Regions from separate parts of the Homo sapiens genome. Here regions 2 and 3 are each linked to region 1. The links are chromatin loops, found by intact Hi-C in ENCODE. Cell type or tissue: natural killer cell. All regions are shown on one strand.

The links. A loop is a pair of places that touch in the nucleus more often than their neighbours do. Peaks named below come from ENCODE experiments on the same cell type or tissue, not always from the same donor. Only the 100,000 strongest peaks of a DNase experiment are listed, where the experiment ranks them.
Region 2: it touches region 1 in a loop (9-fold over the local background); 7 of 110 quality-filtered maps call a loop at or near these places.
Region 3: a loop joins it to region 1, with 26 times the contacts of the local background. A loop is called at or near these places in 8 of 110 quality-filtered maps.

The regions. Positions count from the first base shown.
Region 1 is chr4:15,227,579-15,235,578 of GRCh38, reverse strand. The region is part of intron 2 of C1QTNF7-AS1 (C1QTNF7 antisense RNA 1); the gene reads left to right. Among named protein-coding and RNA genes, the nearest start is that of C1QTNF7-AS1, 200 kb to the left of the region's middle. In natural killer cell, CTCF peaks have their summits at 3,674 and 3,875 (motif pointing left); DNase peaks (open chromatin) are centred at 1,778 and 3,868.
Region 2 is chr4:15,998,555-16,006,554 of GRCh38, reverse strand. It overlaps PROM1 (prominin 1), which reads left to right. Exons shown (of 28, transcript NM_006017.3): 13 at 1-17; 14 at 5,936-6,059. Among named protein-coding and RNA genes, the nearest start is that of FGFBP2, 39 kb to the right of the region's middle. In natural killer cell, a CTCF peak has its summit at 4,975 (motif pointing right); a DNase peak (open chromatin) is centred at 4,984.
Region 3 is chr4:15,952,638-15,960,637 of GRCh38, reverse strand. It overlaps FGFBP2 (fibroblast growth factor binding protein 2), which reads left to right. Exons shown (of 2, transcript NM_031950.4): 2 at 27-393. Among named protein-coding and RNA genes, the nearest start is that of FGFBP2, 6.5 kb to the left of the region's middle. In natural killer cell, CTCF peaks have their summits at 4,004 and 4,209 (motif pointing right); a DNase peak (open chromatin) is centred at 4,217; H3K4me3 peaks cover 581 bases; H3K27ac peaks cover 2,105 bases.

The sequences.
Region 1 (8,000 bases):
GGGTCGAAGGAGTTTCTTTCAGATTGGCTTTGATGTCTAATAATCCTATCCATTGCTGTTACAAGTAAAATGAACCAAATAGAAAAATAGCTTCTTAGGGAGGGGAAAAAGGAAGCTGTCCCCATCATTTCTGGTGGCCAAGGATTACCGTGGCAGAACTATTGTCTTTTCTCTCGGCCTGTGCTGTCTTTGGCAGAGGCTCCAACTTATGACCTATCTAAATTAAAGTTTTCCCCTGGAGATGGATTTTATGAGGGGAACTTAGCAATTAGGAAAGAATGGCTAGGTTTCTGCCCTGTAGAGTGGGCCAGAAATGTCACATCCAAACCCTGAGATACAAAACACTTCCCCTGATTATCCAACAACCAAGTGCATTTTAGTAATTTGGTTCTCTTCAACCCATCAGTGGCTGCCCAGGGAATGTGAAATGAGGGAAATATCAAGTTGTTTCTTAGTTGTTTTTGGTCATTTCCCTAACAGACATTATCAAAAATATAACAGGAGAAAAGCCAAGGCAAGAAGGACTTCATTTTGTCTTCAGTGATTTTTTGCTCAGTGATGACTGTGTTTTCTTCTGCACTATGCGATGAGCTGGCTGATGTGGCTACAGCTGGGATAATCAGCTGCAACATGGAAAACCCAAAACCACAGCATCTGGGGAGCTTTCCAAAGGCTAATTGGAATTGTTTACCGTGGGCTTTCTTCTTAAATGATTCATTACTCTACAAAACCAGTATGACTAAATTAAATTGTAAATGTGTCCATCATAAAAGGCTAGGAAATACCTCTTTTATTTGCTTCCCATTTCAGCATTACAGTGGAGTTGGAAAAGTGCTTCGCTGTTATCAGCAGCAATATTTGCTGTGAGTTTTTCATAGACCATGGGTGCCTGACCTGTCTATAGAAAAATAAATTTCATTTTACCAAAGTCTTGAGATCATCTAGAGCAGAAGTGGTTGGGAAATAGGCAGATGGGTATAAGCATGGATTTTGCCTCTTTCAGTTACTGTGACTTTGGGAAGGTTGTGGAAACCTCCCCAGGTTCTATTTCCTCTTTTGTAAACTACAGACGACAGTATCCAATCAAGGGTTACTGAGGGGTTTAAGTGGGAGAATAAATAATGAGCACCTGGCACTTAGTAGCTGTTCAGTAAATCCTGTCTTTCTCCCAGAGATTGGCAGCAAAGAGCCTGGGATCCCTGTATTATCCTCCTCCCTCATGAACTCTAGAAGACAGTGAGAGAGAGAGAGAGAGAGAGAGTGAGCGAGCGTGTGTACGGGAGGAAGTGATCATCTAGTGGGAGAGTCACTGCAGATTAGTCAGAGACCTTAAAGATGGGAATATTTCAATCTCCTCGCTTCCAGTCAGAGGTCAAATTCAAGGTTGCAGGAAGGGAGATGACATGTCAGAAGCCCGCTAGCCAGCAGGAGATGGAGCCAGGACTCAGACCTGCTCCTTTGCCATAGTTTAGGCCATGAAAGTTTTCTCCCGAATGATAATAGGCATTATTTATTGAGCACATACTAGGTGCCAGACATTTACAACAACCTTGTGAGAAAGGCTTTATAACTTGCATTTCATTGATGAGGACACTGAGGCTCAGAGAGGCAAAGTTACCTGGCAGAGTCATATAGTCACCCAGGGTATGTTGTGAAGCACCCCCTGGTATACCAGACTTCAAAGCCTTTGTTCATCACACTGTTTGACACTGCTGGAAAGAGGCTCTGAGATTTACCAGCATGCTTCAGTTTCAGAGGTCAGAACATGTGCAGATGAACTAACGGCAGAGGATTCGTAAGCCGAGCCTTTTCTGTTCATTTGTTCCGTACCACATGTAAAAGTTCAATCAGCAAAATCACCTCCGGCCAGCAAAAGAACCACTTCCTGCCCATCTTTTTAGATTGTGTTCTCCTGATGATTTTCAAGGGGGCTCAGAGCCCAGATTAATTCAACAGAATAACAGAGCAAACCAGCTTCATTCCCACAAACATCACGTCCAAGTTGCTATGAGGTGACTTCAGTTCATTATCCGGTTGAGCCTGGAATGGGCAAGCTTCAGGGTGTCCCCACACCCACGGCAGACCCAGGCTCTTGGTGCCCAGATGGAAGGGTGGAAACAGAAGGTCCAGCCCATCTGTCTAATGGTTGTCCCTTGGCCAGCTAGTGGGATCTCCTCAAGAGCTTTGTGTGGCAGCTGCCTCAGCCTGGAAAGAGCTTGGCAAATTAGAAAGGAAAACAAACCCAAAGAGGAAACGCTGCTTGCAGCCCAGGCAGCTTTTGCATTATCACTTTCTCCTCTTTTGTGCTGAGTTTCAGATCTGTGACTTTCAAACAAAAGGGTTTTCTGGCCCAAACCTCCAGCTCGTTGTGAAAAAACCATGCACAAAAGTGGATTCAGCTGGCACAGCCCGTGTGACCTTGTGCCCGTGACTCCACAGCTCCTCTGTTTTCAGTGGGGAAGGAGAGCACAGTAATGAAACACAGGGTGGCTTTGCCATTTCCCAGCGATATGGCCTTGGACAAACATCTTGCCTTCTTTTGACTTCAATATCCATGTCTACAGTAGAAAACAGTAACAGCACTCACTTCAAAGGCTGTCAGGGAATTAAATGAGCTCACAAGTATGGAATCCTTAGAACAATCCTGAGTTCCTGCTGCATGCCCTGTGGGTTCAATGTACACTGTTATTATATTTTCTCATCAGTAAAACGAGAATAGTAATAGCACTTGCGTAGGATTGTTGTGAGGTTCAAATGACCACATGTTTCTGAAGAACTTAGTACACAGTGGGTGCTAGGAACTAAATACCAGATCTCATGCAGAGAGGCTGAGCAGAGATGCCTTTAAGAGGGTTGATTTGGAGACCTTGAATGCAGACAGCCAAGTCTGGTCTCTGCCAATTACCAAATAAGAATTAGACAGATCAGGTCATTAACTTATGCAGTTGATAGTTCCAGGAGGTGATATTTGAGGAAAATGAAAAAGTCAGGCAGGCAGCAGGGTGTGTGGTGAAAACACAGTGGGCTGGGGTCAGAAGTCCTGGCTTGGAATCCTGACGCGACCGTCTGGATGTAGGTAGCCTTGGGCAAATCTCTTCTTCACTTTGGCTTCAATTTCTTCTTCTGTAAAAGGAGAATTTGGTGATGTCCCAAATTCCTTCTAATGCTAATACCAGATAATTTAATGTTATTTTCGGGCATCACTCCCATTCACTGCTAGTGGGAATGATAAAACAATAAATTTATTCAAGTGAATAATTTAGCGTAATCTAGTTCATATGAAGATATGCACGTCCACCTCCATTATGGTGTGTCTCAATAATTTTATACCTGTTCATTCAAAAAATATTTATTGAACCCTAATTATGTCCCAGGTGCTGTTCTAGTAGCTAGGGATACTCCAGTGAACAAAACAGATAAAAATCCCAGCTGTCAAGGAGTTTATGTTCCAACAAGGTAGACAAATCACTCACAAGAAAAAAATTTAAAAAATAAGTGCTTAAGGGAAACTGAAAAAGTAGGGAAGGTTGTGGTTTTGGATGGGGTGTGTCTGTTTCCCCACTGGATGGGAGCATGGCCTCATCCAGGGCGGTACCTGGCACGCAGTAGTTTCTGATTAAAGGTTAGGTGAACAAATGCCCAAATGAGCAGACCCTGAGTCCTGAAAAGACTGATTTGATGCACATGTGTGTAGTCTGCGTATTTTTATCTGAAATGAATTAGCACCAGCAGTTTCCAGAGCAGAGCTGAAATGATTACATTACCATTATTTTAAATCTGAGAAGCACTAGGGAATGAGAACCACATCCTCCTCCCAAACCAGGCCAAACAGAGGAGGCCACAGAGCGGCCTTATTTGCACATTGCTGCCCCCTGGTGCTGGTATAAAAATATGGCCACATTTGCTTACCTCTAGGGTAAAATGAATTAGGCTGGTGCAAAAGTAATTGCGGGCTTGGCCATTGAAAGTAATGACAAAAACTGCAAATACTTTTACACCAACCTAATATCAGTGAGCACACAGCACCATCACTGAAGTATTGGGATTAAATTGTCAGTGTGGTGATGACCACGTTTGTCAAATCCAAAAGTCTGTACAGTATGGCCTTAAGGGGGCAGTGGCTAGAATATTAAGGACTATTTCAGATAAGTCAGTGCAATGATTTTATTTTCACGATGACACATGATGTCTGCTCAGATATCACTTTTTGGGAGTTTATAACTATCCAAATGGATCAGAGCTCATAGAAACCTAAGCTATTTCCTAGTCATAGGACTCCGGGAATGTTTCTTAAGGAGTTCATGTGTAGACTTCAGGGACCATCTGACCTTCTGTTTGAGAACAATGTTCCCCAAATGTGTAAGGAAGTGTTAGATCTAAATAACTGAGGAGTGCTGGGCCAGTTGCCCAAGGTGAGTCCTCCACGAAATGAGACACTTGTGTTCACTTAGCACAGTGGTTCCAGTTTGAATTCTATTTCGTTTATACACACATTCCCCATTTTACCTCATATCAAGGTGGCTGGTAATCAGGTAGTTTCCTAACCACCCTAAGTCCTTGTTTTCTCATCTAAAAACAGGAGAAAAATAATACTTACTAAATAAGGTTTAATCAAAAAGAAAATAGTCATGTGAAAGAAAGTAATAAAATATCAGGCACCCATTAGATGCTTAATAAATGCTTTTAAAAGCAAGCTTGGGAAACACTGACATTGATGGAAACTTACAAAGCATTTCAAGATTCGTCAGTGACAGGAAGACTTCTCTGATGAATTATTCCTGGCACTAAGGTCATTGTAAGATAATGAACACTATCAAACAGTGAAAAATCCTAATAAACTTTGTTTTATTCCAGGTGTGTTTCTATCAGAGTACTTTGAAAACCATTACATTGAAAATGTTGCTATCTTTTGTGTTTGAAGATAACACTATTTGCCCAATTTCTTTTTTTCTTTGGTTCTGATTGAAAATAGTATTATATTATAAAAACTAATGTTTCCTACATTGGGCACCCACAAAAACTGCCTTGGGGCCTGCATCTTAGGGTTCTGCTATGGGATAAATGTTTGTATCTTCCTAAAATTCATGTGTTGAAACCTAACCACCAATGTGATGGTAGTAGGAGGTAGAAATACCGTAAGGTGAGAATGTTTAGTGTCTTATAAAACAGACCGCAGAGAACTGCGCTGCCTCTTCCGCCATGTGTGGACAGAGCAAGAAGGCACCACCTATGAACCAGAAAACAGTCCCCCACCAGAGAGTGGATCTGCAGTGCCCTGATCTTAGACTTCCTCCAGAATTGTGAGCAATAAATTTCTGCTGTTTATTAGCTATCTAGTTTTTGGTATATTTTATGGAAGCCCAAGTGAACTAAGATGGGTTTCTATTTGTAGAATCAACTGCTTTTCCTCTTAAAAAAATTGTAGGTTTTTTTTTATTACTACAAAAGTGATATGTGATTATTGTAAAAAAAAAAATTGAAACATTACAGAAACACATGGTCTGTAAAGGAAACATTTTCCGTAATCCCAACTTTCTTTTAAAGGTTTGGCATATGATTGTGTTCATTTTGTTTCATGAATACACCAACTTATATGCGAGTGCTTTAACAAGAATGGGATCATACTAACATGTTCTTCTGCAATTTGAGTTTTTTTAACGTTCGGCATCCTGGATAAGTTCCACATCTTTCTGCCACTTCTCTCTCTCTCTCTCTCTCTCTCCCTCTGTCTTCTTTTTCTCTCTGTAATTGATGTATAGTGTTCCATGGTGAGGTGTACCTATTGTAACTCTGCAGTTTCCTTTCTAGGTAGTCTGCTGCCTTTATTCAGCAGAAGATCAAAGATCCCACCCATGCATGGTATCTCAAGGACTGGAGGGGGAAAAAAAGACAGCAAGTGGGAGTGCCCTCATTTGAGACTATATTTGAGTGAGCATTAAGTAGTGAGTAGCTGAACCTGTAGAGGCTGAAGGGCCTAGAGGCATTGTGGACAAGGCTCCTTGGCAGCTGAAAGATGAGCGGTGTGCTATGAATCCCACCTTACCTATAAGAATGGTACACTTTAATTGGAGGGTTCTTATGGTTTCTATTTTAAGCTTCATTCATATATCATTTATTCAGTCAACAAACATTTTTGAGTGTCTACTCTGAGGCAACCAGGAATGCAGAAATAAATTTTCTTAATAGATACAAACTGATAAGTATCCACAGAGCAATTGCATTCTATGGGACACAATTCATTTGCATTGATCTGGTCACAAATATTTGCATGACTCAGCTTTCTACAATTTACAGAGTAGTAGAAGGATTCAAAGACAATGAGGCTGGGCGTGGTGGCTCACATGGTGGCTCAATCCCAGCACTTTGGGAGGCCAAGGCGGGCAGATCACTTGAGGTCAGGAGTTCGTGACCAGCCTGGCCAACATCGTGAAACCCTGTCTCCGCTAAACATACAAAAATTAGCTGAGCATGGTGGCACACGCCTGTAATCCCAGCCACTTGGGAGGCGGAGGCAGGAGAATCGCTTGAACCTGGGAGGAGGAGGTTGCAGTGAGCTGAGATGGTGCCACTGCACTGCAGCCTGGGTGACAGAGCAAGACTCTGGCTCAAAAGAAAAAAAAAAAATTAAAAGACAATGAAAGGCAGAGATCACCCAGAAAGGTATATTAGGCTGAACATCCGGGAAGTTTTTTCTTCCTCTCATTTTAAAGACTTTCAGAATTTTAATGGACAAATATCACATTAACATACAACCGAAAAAAATGTGGCACGTAAATGCCAAGACCATGGAGATAAAGGCAGTTTAAAAACAGCAGAATTAATTTATCTGTAAGATGACTTTGGTAGGAGGAAAGTACACCAATCTTTCTACAAAACAGCAAGGAAGTACGGGGGCTGATGTATTTAGCACACATTGTTACTTGATATTGGAGGGCCCGCATAGGAACACTTGATGTTTATTAGTGGGTGATGGGGATTTCATCATAGATTGCAGCTATTTCCTTTAACCTGAACTTCAGGTCAGCTGGAACCTCCCAGACATCAGCAAATGTAAGCCCAAGCCTCTTCCTCTCCAGGTGCTCTGATTACCCAGGTGCTTCTTGTTCAGTTCCAGCTCCTGCTTCGTTTCTTGCCTGAGGGTTGTATCTCTTTTTTGATCCCAGCTTCGCTGGCTTTGACCCTAAGTTTTTCCAAGAAAATAGGACTTCACTTTCTTCCTTTCATCCCTGTGATATTGTTCTGATTATAAGATTGCGATGGTTAATATTAAGTGTCAACTTGATTGGATTGAAGGATGCAAAGTATTGTTTCTGGATGTATCTGGGTGTTTCTGGGTATGGCCAGAAGAGATTAACATTTAAATCCGTAGACTGGGAGATGAACACCCACGAACAATGTGGGTGGACACCATCCCATCGGCTGCCCACGTAGCTAGGAAAAGCAGGCAGAAGAAGGTGGAAGAAGCCGATTTGCTGAGTCTTCAGGCCTCCATCTTTCTCCCGTGCTGGATGCTTCCTGCACTCCAACATCAGACTCCAAGTTCTTTGGCTTTTGGACTCTTGGACTTACACCAGGGGTTTGCCAGGGGCTCTTGGGCCTTCGGCCACAGACTGAAGGCTGCACTGTCAGCTTGTCCACTTTTGAGGTGTTGGCACTTGGACTGATCCACCACTGGCTTCCTCGCTCCCCAGCTTGCAGACGGCCTATTGTGGGACTTCACCTTGTGATCAGGTGAGTCAATTCTCCTTCATAAACTCCCTTTCATATATACAAATATCCTATTAGTTCTGTCCGTCTAGAGAAACCTGACTGACACAAGGGGTCATATCCAATCATTGAGACTTTTGGAGTATCCTGGATAGAGGCCATCCTGTGTCTCCCACCAGCTGAGCTCAGAAAATAGAGAAAAACTGCAAGCTTTTGGAGAACCTTCAAACATCATGTTTAAAGAAAATTTAATTTACTTTCTTTTGGCTGAGCTCTTGTTTTGAACCCATACA
Region 2 (8,000 bases), 770 kb before region 1:
GGCGTCTTCCTCATGGTGTGAGTGTCTGCTCCTCTCTGTCATGTGGGAGTGGGAATGCAGGAGAGAGACTGGGTGCTGACTCTGGTGTTACATGAACCCGGCGCCCTCTGGGCCACGTACGCGGGGTTCCAGCTCCCAGGTCGCGAGGAGGAGAGATCCTGCTGTGATGGGACCTTCCTTGATTTGGGTACTTCTGTCAAGCCTAAACATTAAAAACAAACAAACAACAACAACAACAACACTAAATTACTTGCATTTTGATAGACCAGCTTAAGCACACTATTTATATATGGCAGGCTCCTTTTAAAAGCAGCTAGACTTGCTTTCTTGATTTCTATTGTTCCTTCTTTTTGTCATTCATTCATTCATTCATTTATTCACTCACCAGAGGCTGAGCCAATCTCTTGTGGGACAGCAGTATTGGTCAGCAGTATTGCTAGCTTGAAATTCTAGAAACTTGATTTAGAACTAAGGCTGCCAAGGCAGAACCCTTAGGATTTAGACAGGTAGCCTAGATTAGGCGTGAGAACAGGTGTGAGGCAGCAGGGAGAGGTATGCCTGCGGCAGAAGACTGGAGCGACTGTCCCTGCTTCAAAGACATTGACCTCCAAGTTAGTGTCTTTGAAAAACCTGTGACTCTATGGATACGACAAAGCATAGCAGGCATGAGCCAGGTGCAACCGGGGCCAGAGCCAGAAATGTAAGCTAGGATGTGGTGTAATGGCTTTGAATGCTCTGCAGGGAGAGAGCTGTGTGGGTTCTAAGTCAATATTCTCTTTTTGATAAGATCATGAAGAATCAGCAGTAGGGAGTGAGATGGGGCTCTAGGTCAGTGGTTAAGGTTTGAAACAATTCCTTTGGGGAGTGAAGAACCAAAACCTGAGTCGTGTTCTCTCATTTATCCACTTAAGTCACTAGCACGGGGCTGTGAGTGAGCGGGCTGGAGAGCAGATGCTGTACATTAATTTGATTAATTTGTTTTTTAAAACTTTGGGTCTTCAAACCAAATTTTCACACACACACACACACACACACACACACACACACACACACACACACCAAACAAACAAAAAACTTTGGGTCACTGGAACAATAAATCAGGCTTCTTACAAGCTATGATTATAAATCCTTTCCCTACAATAATTAGGCTCCAGTATGGTATAGGCCTTTACAAACTAGAGTCGTAAAATCACCTTAGAGCTAATGACCTGAGGTCTACCAGGGCTGGACAAAGAACTCCACACAAACAGAAGCTTAGATGCTCACAGGCCAAAGCTTAAGAAATTATATTTGTCTGGGCACGATGGCTCACGCCTGTAATCCCAACACTTTGGGAGGCCGAGACAGGCAGATCACTTGAGGCCAGGAGTTCGAGACCAGCCTGACCAACATGGTGAAACCCCATGTCTACTAAAAATACAAAAATTAGCTGGGCATGATGGTGCACACCTGTAATCCCAGGTACTTGGGAGGCTGAGGCACGAGAATCACCTGAACCCAGGAGGCAAAGGTTACAGTGAGCCGAGATCGTGCCAACTGCACTCCAACCTGGGCGACAGAGTGAGACTCTGTCAAAAAAAAAAAAAAAAAAGAGAGAGCGAGAAATAAAGAAAAAAAGAAAGAGGAAGGAAGGAAGGAAGGAAGGAAGGGAGAGAGAGAGGGGGAGGGAGAGAGAGAGAGAGGGAGAGAGAGAGGAAGGAAGGAAGGAAGGAAGGAAGGAAGAAAAAGAAAGAAAGAAAGAAAGAAAGATTAGCTGCAAGTACCTGTGGACAGAGAAGAAAAAAAGGAGAAATCACATCTGCAAGGAAAAATGAATTTGTCTTCCCTTCTTGTTCAAATGTACACAGATACACAAAAATACATTAAACAGAAGATTATTAGGTTGCTGTAAAAGTAATTGCAGTTTTTGCCATTACTTTTAATGTTTAATTGATTTTAAGTTTAATGTTACAAATTTAACAACAATTTAACTTGGTTGTTTGTTAGTGTTTTGGTGGGGTGTGTATATATACCTATATTTCCATCTTTTTTAACTACTTGAAAGGTAGGGTAAATTGCTCTGAAAAATGGTGCACCCCTCATCGAAATTTTATTCACACTTTTTAAAGGGATACAACAAAAAATGTGATATCAAGCTTCAAAGAAAGAAAAAATAAAACAGAGAAATCATCAACAAATTGATGGAGGCTAAAAGCTACCTTAGTTTAGATATACTAATTCTATAGACATGGAGACCTGTGGCATGGAGGCCATAGGATTCATCTCAGCAGCAGGAAGAAGGCTGGTAACTGTCAGATGTTGTTTGATTCATTTCAAGGAGTCTGCAGACTTAGGGTGGCTATGATTTCTTTATTGTTGAATGCAACCAGTCAGCATGGCACGCTTTGCTGTGCTTGGCAGAATTCTCTGCTTCTTGAGGTATCTGGTAAACAACTGGATAATTGCAAAAGGAGGAGATGATACAAGCGTCATCAGTCTAATCAGACTAATTAGAAGAATGCAGTTTCTTTTTTTAAAACTGTTTACTTGCTTGTAGAAACCAGAAAGAGTATGTGTAGTTTTGTTGCAACCAAAACACCACCTGCTCTTTAAAAATGGTGACACCATCCAATCAAGAGCATGGTCTCTTTCAAAACCAAGCAGGAATTCTTACCTCCCAAAAGGATACCAGTGAAAGATCTGGAAGGAGGAAAGTCAGAGAGCCCTGGCTCTGCTCTGATCTTTTATCTTCAGATGGTCCCAGAAGCATTTTATTTTAATTTTATTTTTGTGGAGACAGTCTTGCTTTGTTGCCCAGATTGGTCTTGAATTCCTGGTCTCAAGAGATCCTCCGACCTCAGCCTCCCAATGTGTTGGGATTACAGGTGTGAGCCGCTACCCCTGGCCCCAGGAGCATTTTAGCAGCTGAATAGGATGCAGTGGTGAATGTATTATCTGTTGCAGGGGGGCGTAGGAGGCCTCTCCAGAGATAAGGAGATCTAACAGAGGCACAAGCATCTCGTGATTTGAAGCCCATCATAAAACTTCCCATTTTAGGTATTGACAACAATGCCAAGAGCAGCCACAGGTATCACAAACTGGGCACATTCCTATGGCTGGTGGCAGTTTCTGAGGTTATGGAAAGCAGTTTGTCAGGCTATATAGCAAGGGCTGTAAAAAGACCATGATGCTCTTTGCCGAATAATTTCCATTTTGGGGAATCTAGGTGAAGGAAGTAAGCCAAACTGTGAAGAAATCATCATGAAGAGGGAGGTGTTTTGCAGTATTAGTTATGATAGTGAAGCACTGGAAACAGCCTACATGTCCAGCTGTAGAAGAGTGGCCAAGTGAGTTATGACACATCCATGCGTGGAAGATCACATGGCCCCTGAAATGATAACTAGGTGACAGTCCTAATTTGTTGACAAAAGTTTCTAAGATAATGCATTTGAAAGGGGGTCAGAAAATGATGCATGTATTATCCTAACTGTGCAAATCAGGGGTTAGTCAGCAAGCTTTTCCCAAGAAGGGCCAAGTAATAAATATTTTAGGTTCTGCTGGCCATACACAGTCTTTGTCGCATATTCTTGTTCTTTTTCACCTTCTTTTGCTCTTTCATCTTACTCTTATTCTCCCCCTCCTCTTCCTCCTTTTCAATATTTTCAGTACACATTAGCCATTATCTCACTAACCTTAGAAAAACAGACCTTGGGCAGTGGTTCCCCTACCCCTGATCTAGGAATGTGCATATTTAGAAAATAAAGGCTGGAGATAGTGACTGTATGCGATTTAGAGTAAGAGTCATGGTGCCCTTTTTAGACAGCTGTCTTGGTTTATATGAGTTGTTTAACTCCAACACACAGACACACATGCTCAGACAGGGATCCTGGCATGGCCCTCACTCACTTCTTCTTTGTGCTCTCCCAGACTCAGAAGCCTTGTAGGTCAGAGAAAGTCAGGCTGACCTAGGCCTTTCCAATGAACATTACTTGCTATTTATTTTAGTGAAGATACACAAATATTGTAATTATGGCTTTGGCATCTGCAGGCAAAGGGGAGAATCGTGCCCTTAGGAGGGGATGCTGTGGTGATTGCGAGCATCAGCCCACACCCTTCTGAGGCTCCTTCCTAGTGTGCACCAGTGATGGTATTTGATTTGGCAGCTGCACCTAGATCGATTTAAGAGTTTGTTCTCTATGTCTACATCTAGACAGCTAAGCACTGCTAGAGAAAAGCTACGCACCGGGTACATTGGGTATCCCTACAAACTTAGGATCTCCTGTCTCAAATGGACTTGCCATAGTCTGACAAATCTTTTCTTTTATTTCTTTTGTTTTCTTCCTTCTCTTTCTGTTTTTTTTCTTTTTCGACACCCCCCACACTTTCCTGCAACAGTCTTTTCACTCTGATACGTCCATTTTCCTCTACTTCACCCCTCTCTCAGCAGATGGCTTTACCTCCTTCTTCTCAGAGAAAATAGAAGCCATCATGCAACTTCCCATCATCAAACTTCCAAACACACCTGCTCTCAAACACATCCATCCCTTCTCTGCAGTGCCAGAAGCAGAGGGATTCCTGCCTGCTCAGGTTGATCCCGCCAGCTATATTCTCAATCCCATTCCTTTCCCTGATCCTGATAAAATGGATCATCCCCTTTCTTTTCCATGTCTTTATTCTCTTCCTGTCTCCTTGACTTTCACTCAATACTTAACCAGGCTCTGTTCTCTCCCTTCTTCAGAAATAAAAGCAGAAACTCTTTACCCACACTGCCTCTTCCCTATAGCTCTCCTTCCCCCACACAGGCTCTCAGAGGAGTGATCTGCGCTTGCTGCCTGTGCCCTCCTCTCCTGCTGACTCTCCGGTCCACTCCGATGTGGTTTCCTCCCCCATGACTGCACTTGTTTCAAGTTGGCAGTGACCTCTCTGTGCAATGCAGACAGCACATTGGTTGGTGACAGCCGACCATTCCTTCCTCCTGCAAACACTCCTTTTGTCCCCTAGGTGGCATCACACCCACATAGTTACCTTCCTACTTCTCTGCCTCATCATCTTGGTCTGGTTTGCTGGCCCCTCCTTCCACCACCCATCTTTGTAAATGTTGAAGTCTTCCAGACCCAGCCCTAGGCTGTTTCTCTCTCCAAGCCAGCCCTGGGGATAAATGACCATGGCTAAGCTGCTGGCTCCCTAAGGTACATCCGAAACCCAGATATCTGAGCTCCAAACATACTGACTCCTACACAGTCTTTCCATTCAGTGTCTCTGGCAACAAGACCAACATCCAGCCCATCTTCTCTTTCCTTCCAGAGCATCAGCGCTCCCTGGCACTGCCCTTGGAGCCCTTCCTTGCCTCTACCTCTCGTGTTCAGCGCTTTCCGAGTCCTGCTGCCTCCTATATTATGCCTCCTGTGTCTCCTATATTACATCTCCATCATCCACCAACTCTCCACCAATCCTGCCCCCTTAGGCCACCCTCATGGGCCATGATAACAGCCTCTGCAATGATGTCCCATCCACGTTGGCACCTGTCCAGTCTATCCTTTACACTGTGCCAAGAGTGCTTGCGTTCAGAGAGAAGTCGGGTTGTGCTCCTCGTGTGCTTTCAGCCCCTTATTGGCTACCCCTCGTGGGTCCCCAGGCCCCTATACAGTACATCCCCGCCTTCCCTGGAGCTGTCCCTCCCCAGGTCCCCAGGCCCCTATCCAGTGATCCCCCGCCTGCTCTGGAGCTGCCCCTCCCCAGGTCCCCAGGCCCCCATCCAGTGTACCCTTGCCTGTCCTGGAGCTGCCCCTCTCCAGGTCCCCAAGCCCTGTGTCACTCCTAGGTGGATGATCTGTTTCACCTGAATAACACTGAAGACCCCAGGGCTATTTTATAGAGTATAGGTAGATTTAGTAAGTATCAGTAGGTAATATTGAATCATTCTTTGTTGAATTACTAACTTTATATTTTTTTCCAGTGGAGTTGGATTAAGTTTCCTCTTTTGCTGGATATTGATGATCATTGTGGTTCTTACCTTTGTCTTTGGTGCAAATGTGGAAAAACTGATCTGTGAACCTTACACGAGCAAGGAATTATTCCGGGTAAATATGATTTTCTACCCATTATGAAAGGACTTGAACAGAAACTTGGATTTCTTCATATATTGTGCATTACTTTAAGAGCAGTGCAAACTTATAAGCAGTTTGGTTTAAATTCAGTAAATTTCTTGAAATTATTAAATTCAATAAATTTTCAAATATTCAATAAATTCAGTAGATCCTTTCTATTTGTAAGAGAAAAAAAAATATGGGAGCGTCCTTATTTTCTGATCATAAGCGAAATCAGGGTCAGGAGTTAAAGTCCTGCCGCTCAATGTGGATTGCAGTATTTGGGGAGAAAAGAATTTTCCTCAGCAGTAGTTTCCAAATGTGGCTGGGAACATCAGAAGATCAGTTCCCAGGTTCCTCCCACACACCCTGGGAGATTCCCAGGTGACAGAGGTGTCCACACAGATGAGCCCTATATTTGAAGGGAAAGAGACTGATAAGCGGATGACTCGTGGCAGAGGGCTGACCTGGCACACGTCTAGTAGTGCCACCAGGAAATGAATTCAAGCTTCGCTTTCTCCCTCTCAGTCCAACTCCCACCGACTCCGGGGGACCAGTTGGCAGTTTTGCTTTCTTCATTAATGAGGAAATTTTGTTGTAAGTGTCTGGCTTCTAATTGTGGCTTTTCTGTGTTTTTTTTTTCTCCAGATTCTGATTTTTAAAATATATTTCTATTTCACTCTTTCATTGTATATACATTTTTCCGCCTAAGATCTGTTATGAAATCAGGAGAATACTGTTGTCACAGTATTTTAGTTATTTCACTGGTCGAGGGAGATTAAGTTGAGATCACCAGCAGGTCAAATGATCTCCATTTGGCCTTTTGATAAAAGAAAGACATCAAGCCAGGCATCATTATCTCCTGTAGAGTGTCGAATCATTCAAAGATAATTTTTCTTAAGTACGGGATATTTCAAAACCATTTCTACTTCTCAAGCGCGTACAGTCATGCATTGATTTGCCCATCTTAAATATGTATGATGCAGAGGCAGAGAGTGTGTGAATTTTTTTTTTTTTTTAAGACGGAGTCTCACTCTGTCACCCAGGCTGGAGTGCAGTGGTGCCATCTAGGCTCACTGCCAGCTCCGCCTCCCGGTTTCATGCCATTCTCCTGCCTCAGCCTCCCGAGTAGCTGGAACTACAGGTGCCCGCCACCACGCGCGGCTAATTTTTTGTATTTTTAGTAGAGACGGGGTTTCACCACGTTAGCCAGGATGGTCTCGATCTCCTGACCTCGTGATCTGCCCACCTTGGCCTCCCAAAGTGCTGGGATTACAGGCGTGAGCCACAGCGCCCGGCCAAGTGTGTGAATTTTAATACATTTTGTCCAGAGAGAGAAATAGCGCAGCACTGGGTCCACCACTTAATGGCTGTATATTAGCTATTCTGATCAAATGGTCTACTCTGCTTCTATTTATAATGTGTTTGTTTTATTAAGATAAAGGTTAAAGATTAAAGAGTTCTCGGCGTGGTGGCTCACGCCTGTAATCCCAGCACTTTGGGATGCTGAGGTGGGTGGATCACCTGAGGTCAGGAATTCAAGATCAGCCTGGCCAACATGGTGAAATGCTGTTTCTACTAGAAATGCCATTTCTACTAAAACTACAAAACTAGCCAGGCAGTGGTGGTGCCTGTAGTCCTAACTACTCGGGAGGCTGAGACTGGAGAATCATTTTAACCCGGAAGGGGGAGGTTGCAGTGAGCTGAGATCGCGCCACTGCGCTCCAGCCTGGGCAACAGAGCAAGACTCTGTCTCAAAAAAAAAAAGTTCTCAAAAAAAGTAATTTTAATAATTTTGATTGATGCTACCCATCAATAAATATAATAAATTGATTTATTCCAATTATACTATTATTTTCTAGTTATAAGTTGGAAATCAACCAGAAAAATAATGTTATGAAAAATTTCCAAAATACATTCAACAGAATATTAATT
Region 3 (8,000 bases), 730 kb before region 1:
TTTTTTTTCTTTTTTTTTTTTTTTAGATCTGACCTCTCCCTGACAGACAACCATCTCTTTTTATATTATGCCGCTTTCAATCCAACGTTCTCACACTGGAAGAAGAGAGTTTCTAATCAGATGCAACGGCCCAAATTCTTGATCTGCAGCTTCTCTGAAGTTTGGAAAAGAAACCTTCCTTTCTGGAGTTTGCAGAGTTCAGCAATATGATAGGGAACAGGTGCTGATGGGCCCAAGAGTGACAAGCATACACAACTACTTATTATCTGTAGAAGTTTTGCTTTGTTGATCTGAGCCTTCTATGAAAGTTTAAATATGTAACGCATTCATGAATTTCCAGTGTTCAGTAAATAGCAGCTATGTGTGTGCAAAATAAAAGAATGATTTCAGAAATACGACTTTAGTCTTCTTAATGAACGTGATACCTAGATGCTATAGGGATCATGTATACCCATGAAGTCACTATTATTTTATTCAGGGTGCCATCGTGCATTACACAGACTAGGTGGCTTAAAGCAACAGAAATGTGTTCTCTCACAGTGATGGAGGCAAGAAGTGCCTCAAGATGTCACCAAAGTTAGTTTCTCCTGGAGGGTCTCAGGGAAAATCTGTTCAATGCCTCTCTGTCAGTTTCTTAAAGTTGCTGGAATCCTTGACATTCCTTGGCTTATAGACATATCACTCTAATCCCTGCCTCTGTCTTCACATGGAATTTTCCCTTGCGTGTGTGTCAAATTTCCCTCTCCTGATAAGGGCACCAGCCATTGGATTAGGGTCCATCCTAATCAAGAAAGACCTTATCTTAACTCCATCATGTCTGCAAACACCCTATTCCCAAATAAGATCATATTCACAGATTCCAAATGGACATAAATTTTTGGTGGGCACTATTCAACCCAGCACAGCCACCATGCAGCAATAGCAACTAGCCAAAAAGATAGAGAAGTGAACCTGAAAAAGAACAACCCTGTACACTCAGCAATTAAATTAATCAACAGAGTTGGAAAGGAAGAAAATTAGATTTTATTAGACATACGCGAAAAGTGACTCACTTCTTAATTTCGTATTTGTCTTACCTAAGAACACATTAATAGTCTACTCTCTCTCTTTTTTTTCTAATGGCTATTTATTTATTCGAGATGGGTCTCGCTCTGTCACCCAGGCTGGAGTGCAGTGGTGCAATCTCGGCTCACTGCAACCTCCGCCTCCTGGGTTCAAGCGATTCTCCTGCCTTAGCCTCCCGAGTAGCCGGGATTACAGGCATGTGCCACCATGCCCAGCTAATTTTTGTATTTTTAGTAGAGACAAGGTTTCACCATGTTGGCCAGGCTGGTCTTGAACTCCTGACCTCAGGTGATCCGCCCGCCTCGGCCTCCCAAAGTGCTGGGATTACAGGCGTGAGCCACTGTACCTGGCCCACTAGTCCACTCTTGATGTACTTAAATTGTTTCCCCAACTAGCCCAGCAGTGCCCAACCCTAGCTACATAATGGAGTCACCTGGGGCAACTTTTCAAAAACACTGGTGCTTGGACGTCAGCACCAGAGGTTACGGTGTAACTGGCCAGGGATGGGGCCTGAGCATGTGCAATTTTACATTTCCCCTGGTGACTCTAATATGCAGCCAAGTTTGAGAAACACCGCCCTTAATTAATTGAATTAGAATCTCTGGGGTGTATCCTAAGTAATTTCCAGGCAATTCTATGTGTAACCTGAGTTGAAGACTACTAATATGGCCTCTATATGTAGTTCACACAATTAAGAAATATTTATTCATCATCAACTATGTCCCAGGCACTGTGCAACACATTGGCTAGGGGAGACATGAACTAACCAACTAGGTTTCACATCTTAGAAGTGCAGTGAAGTAGTGGAAACCAAGACAACACATTGATGAGTGTTGGAGATGACACAGAAGGCGGTGGGTGGGGGCAGCCAGGGGACGTTTGCTGGGGTTGAGTTTCTAAAATATATATACATCAAGCATCTACTGTGACATACCAAGTCTATTTCTTATAAGGGCTCTGAGCCTTTCACTCACCCCCTCATATAGCTCTCACTACATCCCTAGGAGGTAAGTAGTTTTATTCCCAATTATAAACCAAGGGACTTGAAAGTCTGGAGAGGTGAGTTGTACACAGCTTGTTAAGAGTCAGGACAGCAGAGAAATCCAGGTTCACCCAATTCTAATGCTCATGGCGTTCAATTTGTAAACATCACAGGATAGGCTGGGATTTGTCACAGACCATTTTTCACCAACATTTTAAACTAACATCACCATATAGCTGACCAGTGATTTTAAAGATGAAAATCTGTGCTACCCAAAGGGTGACAGGTGGGGCAGAGGCATCTGCTTCTGCTGGGGAGCTTTAGAAATGCTAATTCTTGGCCGGGGACGGTGGCTCATGCCTGTAATCCCAGCACTTTGAGAGGCCGAGGAGGGCAGATGACCTTAGGCCAAGAGTTTGAGACAAACCTGGCCAACATGGCGAAACCCTATCTCTACTAAAAAATACAAAAAATAGCTGGGCGTGGTGGTAGGTGCCTGTAATCCCAGCTACTCAGGAGGCTGAGGCAGGAAAATCACTTGAACTAGGGAGGCGGAGGTTGCAATGAGCCAAAATCATGCCCCTGCACTCCAGCCTGAGCGACAGAACAGGACTCCATCTCAAAAAAAATGCTAATTCTCAGGCCCCACCACAGACAAACTGAACCAGAGTATCTGGGGTGAGGCCCAGAAATGTGTATTTTAACATTTCCATGTGTTTTATGCAGAGTAACATTGGCCAAGCAATATTTCAGTCATCCTAAAAGGAAAGGCTTTGTTAAACCTTAAAGCAGATAATTCTGACATAGGCTACAATATGGACGAACCATGAGTACATTATGCCAGATAAAATAAGCCAGTCACAAAGGACAAATACTGCATGATTCCACTGATATGAAGTACCTAGACTAGTCAAAAATCACAGATACCAAAAGTAGAATGTTGGCTGCCAGAGACTATGGTGAGGTGAGAATGGGAAGTTAGTTTAATGTTTACAGAGTTTTAGTTTTATAAGATTAAAAGAGTTCTTGAAGTGGACAGCAGTGATGGTTGCATAACAAATGTAATTAATACTACCAAATTATACACTTAAAATTGTTAAGATGGCATATTTTATGATATACGTATTTTATTTGAATTTTATAAAGAAATTTTAAAAAAGAAAAGGAAATTCTTTTCACCAAAAGGTGCTGAAATAACAGCATATCCATGAGAAAAATATGAATATCTACTATTACTTGATACAAAAAAATGAACTGAAATTTGTTTATACACTGAAATGTAAAGGGTGGTTTCTCCCTAATACTGGGGGTGCTCCTTTCCTTCGACAGTGACATAATCTATTTGTTCTAATTCAGTAACTGCTACATCCATCTTTATTAATCAAGTACTCACCCACACCCAGGCCTTCCTCATTGATGGGTCACCAATCATGAGGGCTGGGAACAGTAGTAGAACTCAGCCACTGAAAGAGTTCATTACAGTTCACAAATTCTAGCAATTAATCATATGATCTTCCATATTCAATAAGCCAAACCAGGGAGTGGTAGAAGCAACAGATTGGAGTCACCCTCTTTGTGTTGTCACTGATGGTGTCAAATAATGATGAAACCAGTGAAGATTCCCAGGTGGTAGGGTCAATTTAAAAAAAGAAAAAGAGCAGCGGTTGAGAGATTTTATGGTGAAATCATAGACATAGAGAACCGATCTCCCTGAATCCCTGCCTCTTCTGTCCTGATTTTCTCCAATCACCTCCTCCAAGGGGAATGTTTCCTCTGAGGATCAGCTGCATGTAATGCTCACATTGTCTGCTAAAGATGTGTAGGACACAGTGCCGATAACATCATTTGTCTAGTAATTTTCTCAGTCACATCTTCCAAAGTCTATCTTACCACTTAAAAATGACGCCAACCTGAGACCAAGGACATGAAATGTGCATTGAATGTTTTGTCCATTAGCCCACTACTGGGGGCACCATTGCTGTGAACAGTACGGCATCGTCTAATTACAAGTGAACCGGATACTAAGCCAAGCAGAGAATAGTCTCCAGTGCCACTACGGTGTGGCCGGAATCTGCCAGCTTCACAGAATGGCAACTCCATGATGACAGTTGTCAATTGCCACTGCGTACCAGTAATGGCCACCAGGTGACAGCAGAGGACCAACGTATTGTATTTGCCAGACAAAGTCAGGCCCCACCCCCAGAGCTAATGATCCCTGTCACCTTTAGACTGAGAGATCAACTGTGGAGAGGAACCAGAGGAACCACAGTCCCAGTAGGCCATTTTATTCTCTGTGGCACTCAGATGAGGTTTAACTTTTGAGTCTATTGTGTTAGTGGCAAGATTACCATCTCCAGTCCAATAATGGATTGAGGCAGTGATGCTGGCCACCAGGGCTGGAGGGTCCAGTCACCCACTTGGCTTCATGTTGTCTCACCTCATATGCATCCCTTCCATGGCATCCACAAGGGTTACAAAAATGTCTCCTGAGGCTGCAGTAGTGGCTGTCAATAGCTTATAGCCCCATAGAGGAGTGTCCTTAATATACCGGTCAGTTGTCACCAACCAGACAGCTTGCTGGCTGTACCCAAGAGTAGGTGAAAAAGGCATGTCTGGTTCTTACGAGCACTGAATAAGGCAAAGGTAATGGCTTTCCATATAGCTCATTGGGCTACGGGCTCCTCCTGCAGCAGCTCTTCCAGAGTTGTCTCTAGGGCTAGATGGCTGCTGCCACCAGGTGGACACCAGCACTTTTAGTCTTCAGTAAACCAAGCCCCAGCATCCTCACAGACTTCCTGGGAGTGGTCTCCAGGTAGTCAAAAGCTGTCCCTCTGAGTAATCAAGAGAGGGACAAGAAGACCCTAAAGGTGAGGTCTCAACTTACTTGTGTAAGGAGAATTATCTATGAGACCAGACTTGCCCTATGAAGTGTTCCACTTCCATTTAATATGAGAAATCTGTGCATTTTCGATTCTGCCCTTAGTACTTGAGGGGAACCTGACAGGTGGGGCTTTAGTTTTTACAAATAAGGCAAATAGTTGTCCAATTAATCAAATGGATGGATTTAAACTGGTGGCATTGACCTACATGATCTCCACTATACATTCCTGCACTTACGTTCAGCAATTCAAAGGTTATTTGATTTGGGGGGCATTTTGGACACTAGGACAATTATTGACATTTTTCACAATTATCAATCACACCTTCTGCAGAAAAAATTTAAGTGATTCCAGATGATGCATAAATTATGGCATCTAGCTGCTTTGAATAAAATGGCTAAGAAAAATATGAGCATAAAAATCCTTTGCTAGGTGACACAGTTTGGCCCTATCTCCACCCAAATCTCAACTTGAATTGTATCTTCCAGAATTCCCAATGTGTTGCAGGAGGGACCCAGGGGGAAGTAATTGAATCATGGGGCCCAGTCTTTTTCCCATACTATTCTCATGATATTTAATAAGTCTCATGAAATCTGATGGATTTATCAGGGGTTTCTGCTTTTGCTTCTTCCTCATTTTCTCTTGCCGCCACCATGTAAAAAGTGCCTTTCACCTCCCACCGTGATTCTAAGGCCTCCCCAGCCATGTGGAACTGTAAGTTCAATTAAACCTCTTTTTCTTCCCAGTCTCAAGTATGTCTTTATCAGCAGTGTGAAAATCGACTAACACAGTAAATTGGTACCAGTAGAGTGGGGCGTGGCTGAAAAGATACCCAAAAATGTGGAAGCGACTTTGGAACTGGGTAACAGGAAGAGGTTGGAACAGTTTGGAGGACTCAGAAGAAGACAGGAAAATGTGGGAAAGTTTGTCACTTCCTAGAGACTTGTTGAATGGCTTTGTCCAAAATGCTGGTAGCAACATGGACAATAAATCCAGGCTGAGGTGGTCTCAGATGGAAATGAGGAACTTGTTGGGAACTGGAGCAAAGGTGACTCTTGTTATGTTTTAGCAAAGAGACTGGTGGCATTTTGTCCCTGCCCTAGAGATTGAACTTGAGAAAGATGATTTAGGGAATCTGGTGGAAGAAATTTCTAAGCGGCAAAGTATTCAAGAGGTGACTTGTGTACTGTTAAAGGCATTCAGTTTTAAAAGAGAAGCAGAGCATGAAAGTTTGGGAAGTTTGCAGCCTGACTATACGATAGAAAACAAAAACCCATTTTCTGGGGAGAAATTCAAGCCAGCTGCAGAAATTTGCATAAGTAGCAAGGAGCCTAATGTTAATTCCCAAGGCCATGGGGAACATGTCTCCAGGCCATGTCAGAGACCTTCAGGGCAGCCCCTCCCATCACAGGACCAGAGGTCCAGAAGGAAAAAGTGGTTTAGGGGGCCAGGCCCAGGGTCCCCATGCTGTGCGCAGCCTTGGGACTTGGTGACCTGTGTTCCAGCTGCTCCAGCCATGGCTGAAAGGGGCCAATGTAAAGCTCAGGCTGTGGCTTCAGAGGGTGGAAGCCTCAAGCCTTGGAAGTTTTGAGTCTCACAGGGGCACCAGCTGCTGGGTCCATCCCGCAGACCCTGGCCAAGCGACAGATGAAAGGAGTACTCAGACACAGGCATGCAGTGTAAGAGCAGCTAGGGGGCTGCTGGCACTAGGGACCAAAGAAAAGAGCAGCCTCGATAAGCTGGAGCTGCTTGCTTTTATTTAGTACAGGCATAATGCCGAAAGCCTGGAGCAAACACAGTCTGTGGGTAATTAACATTTATTATTCTCCTTTTAGGGAACTGGTCACGCGCGGATGATCAAAGGTCTTTTTCTGGTCAAAATGAGTAAACAAGCCTATTTAGATAAATTCCCCTGCACTCCCTTGTACCTACTTCTCACCCACTGCCTCAGGGTAAGAGAACAGCTGCCTTTATCTTATTCTCCCTGAAGCTTTGCAGAGCCTTCTGACCTTTCCAAAGGTTTGTGCCCTTTGCCTATAATTTCTCCCACCACTTTGACTGATCTCCTACAGTGTTGAGCCTGCAGATGCACAGAAGTCAAGAGCTGAGGTTTGGGAACCTCCACCTAGATTTCTGAAGATGTATGGAAATGCCTGGATGCCCAGGCAAAGGTTTGCTGTAGGAGTGGGGCCTTCTTGGAGAACTTTTGCTGGGGCAGTGCAGAAGGGAAATGTGGGGTTGGAGCCCCCACACATAGTCCCTACTAGGGCACTGCCTAGTGGAGCTGTGAGAAGAGGGCCACTGTCCTACAGACCCCAGAATGGTAGATCCACCAACAGCTTGCACTGTTGTGTGCCTGGAAAAGCTGCAGACACTCAGCGTCAGCCCATGAAAGTACCCAGGAGGGAGGCTGTACTCTACAAAGCCACAGGGACAGAGCTGCCCAAGACCATGAGAACCTACCTCTTGTATCAGTGTGATCTGGATGTGAGACCTGAAGTCAAAGGAGATCATTTTGGAGCTTTAAAATTTGACTGCCTGGCTGGATTTTGGACTTGCATGGGCCCTGTAACCCCTTTCTTTTGGTCAATTTCTCCCATTTGGAACAGCTGTATCTACCAAATACCTATACCCCCATTGTATCTAGGAAGTAACTAGCTTGGTTTTACAGGCTCATAGGCAAAAGGGACTTGCCTTGTCTCAGATGGGACTTCATACTGTCAACTTTTGGGTTAATGCTGAAATGAGTTAAGACTTTGGGGGACTGTTTGGAAGGCATGATTGGTTTTGAAATTCAAGGACATGAGATTTAGAGGGGGCAGTGGCAGAATAATAAGATTCAGCTGTGTTCCCTTTGAAATCTCAACTTGAATTGTATCTCCCAGAATTCCCATGTGTTGTGGGAGGGACCCAGGGGAAGGTAATTGAATCATGGGGGATGGTCTTTCCCATGCTATTCTCACGGTAGTTAATAAGTTTCATGAGATGTGATGGGTTTATCAGGGATTTTGGCTTTTGCTTCTTCCCCATTTTCTCTTACTGCTACCATGTAAGAAGTGCCTTTTGCCTCCTGT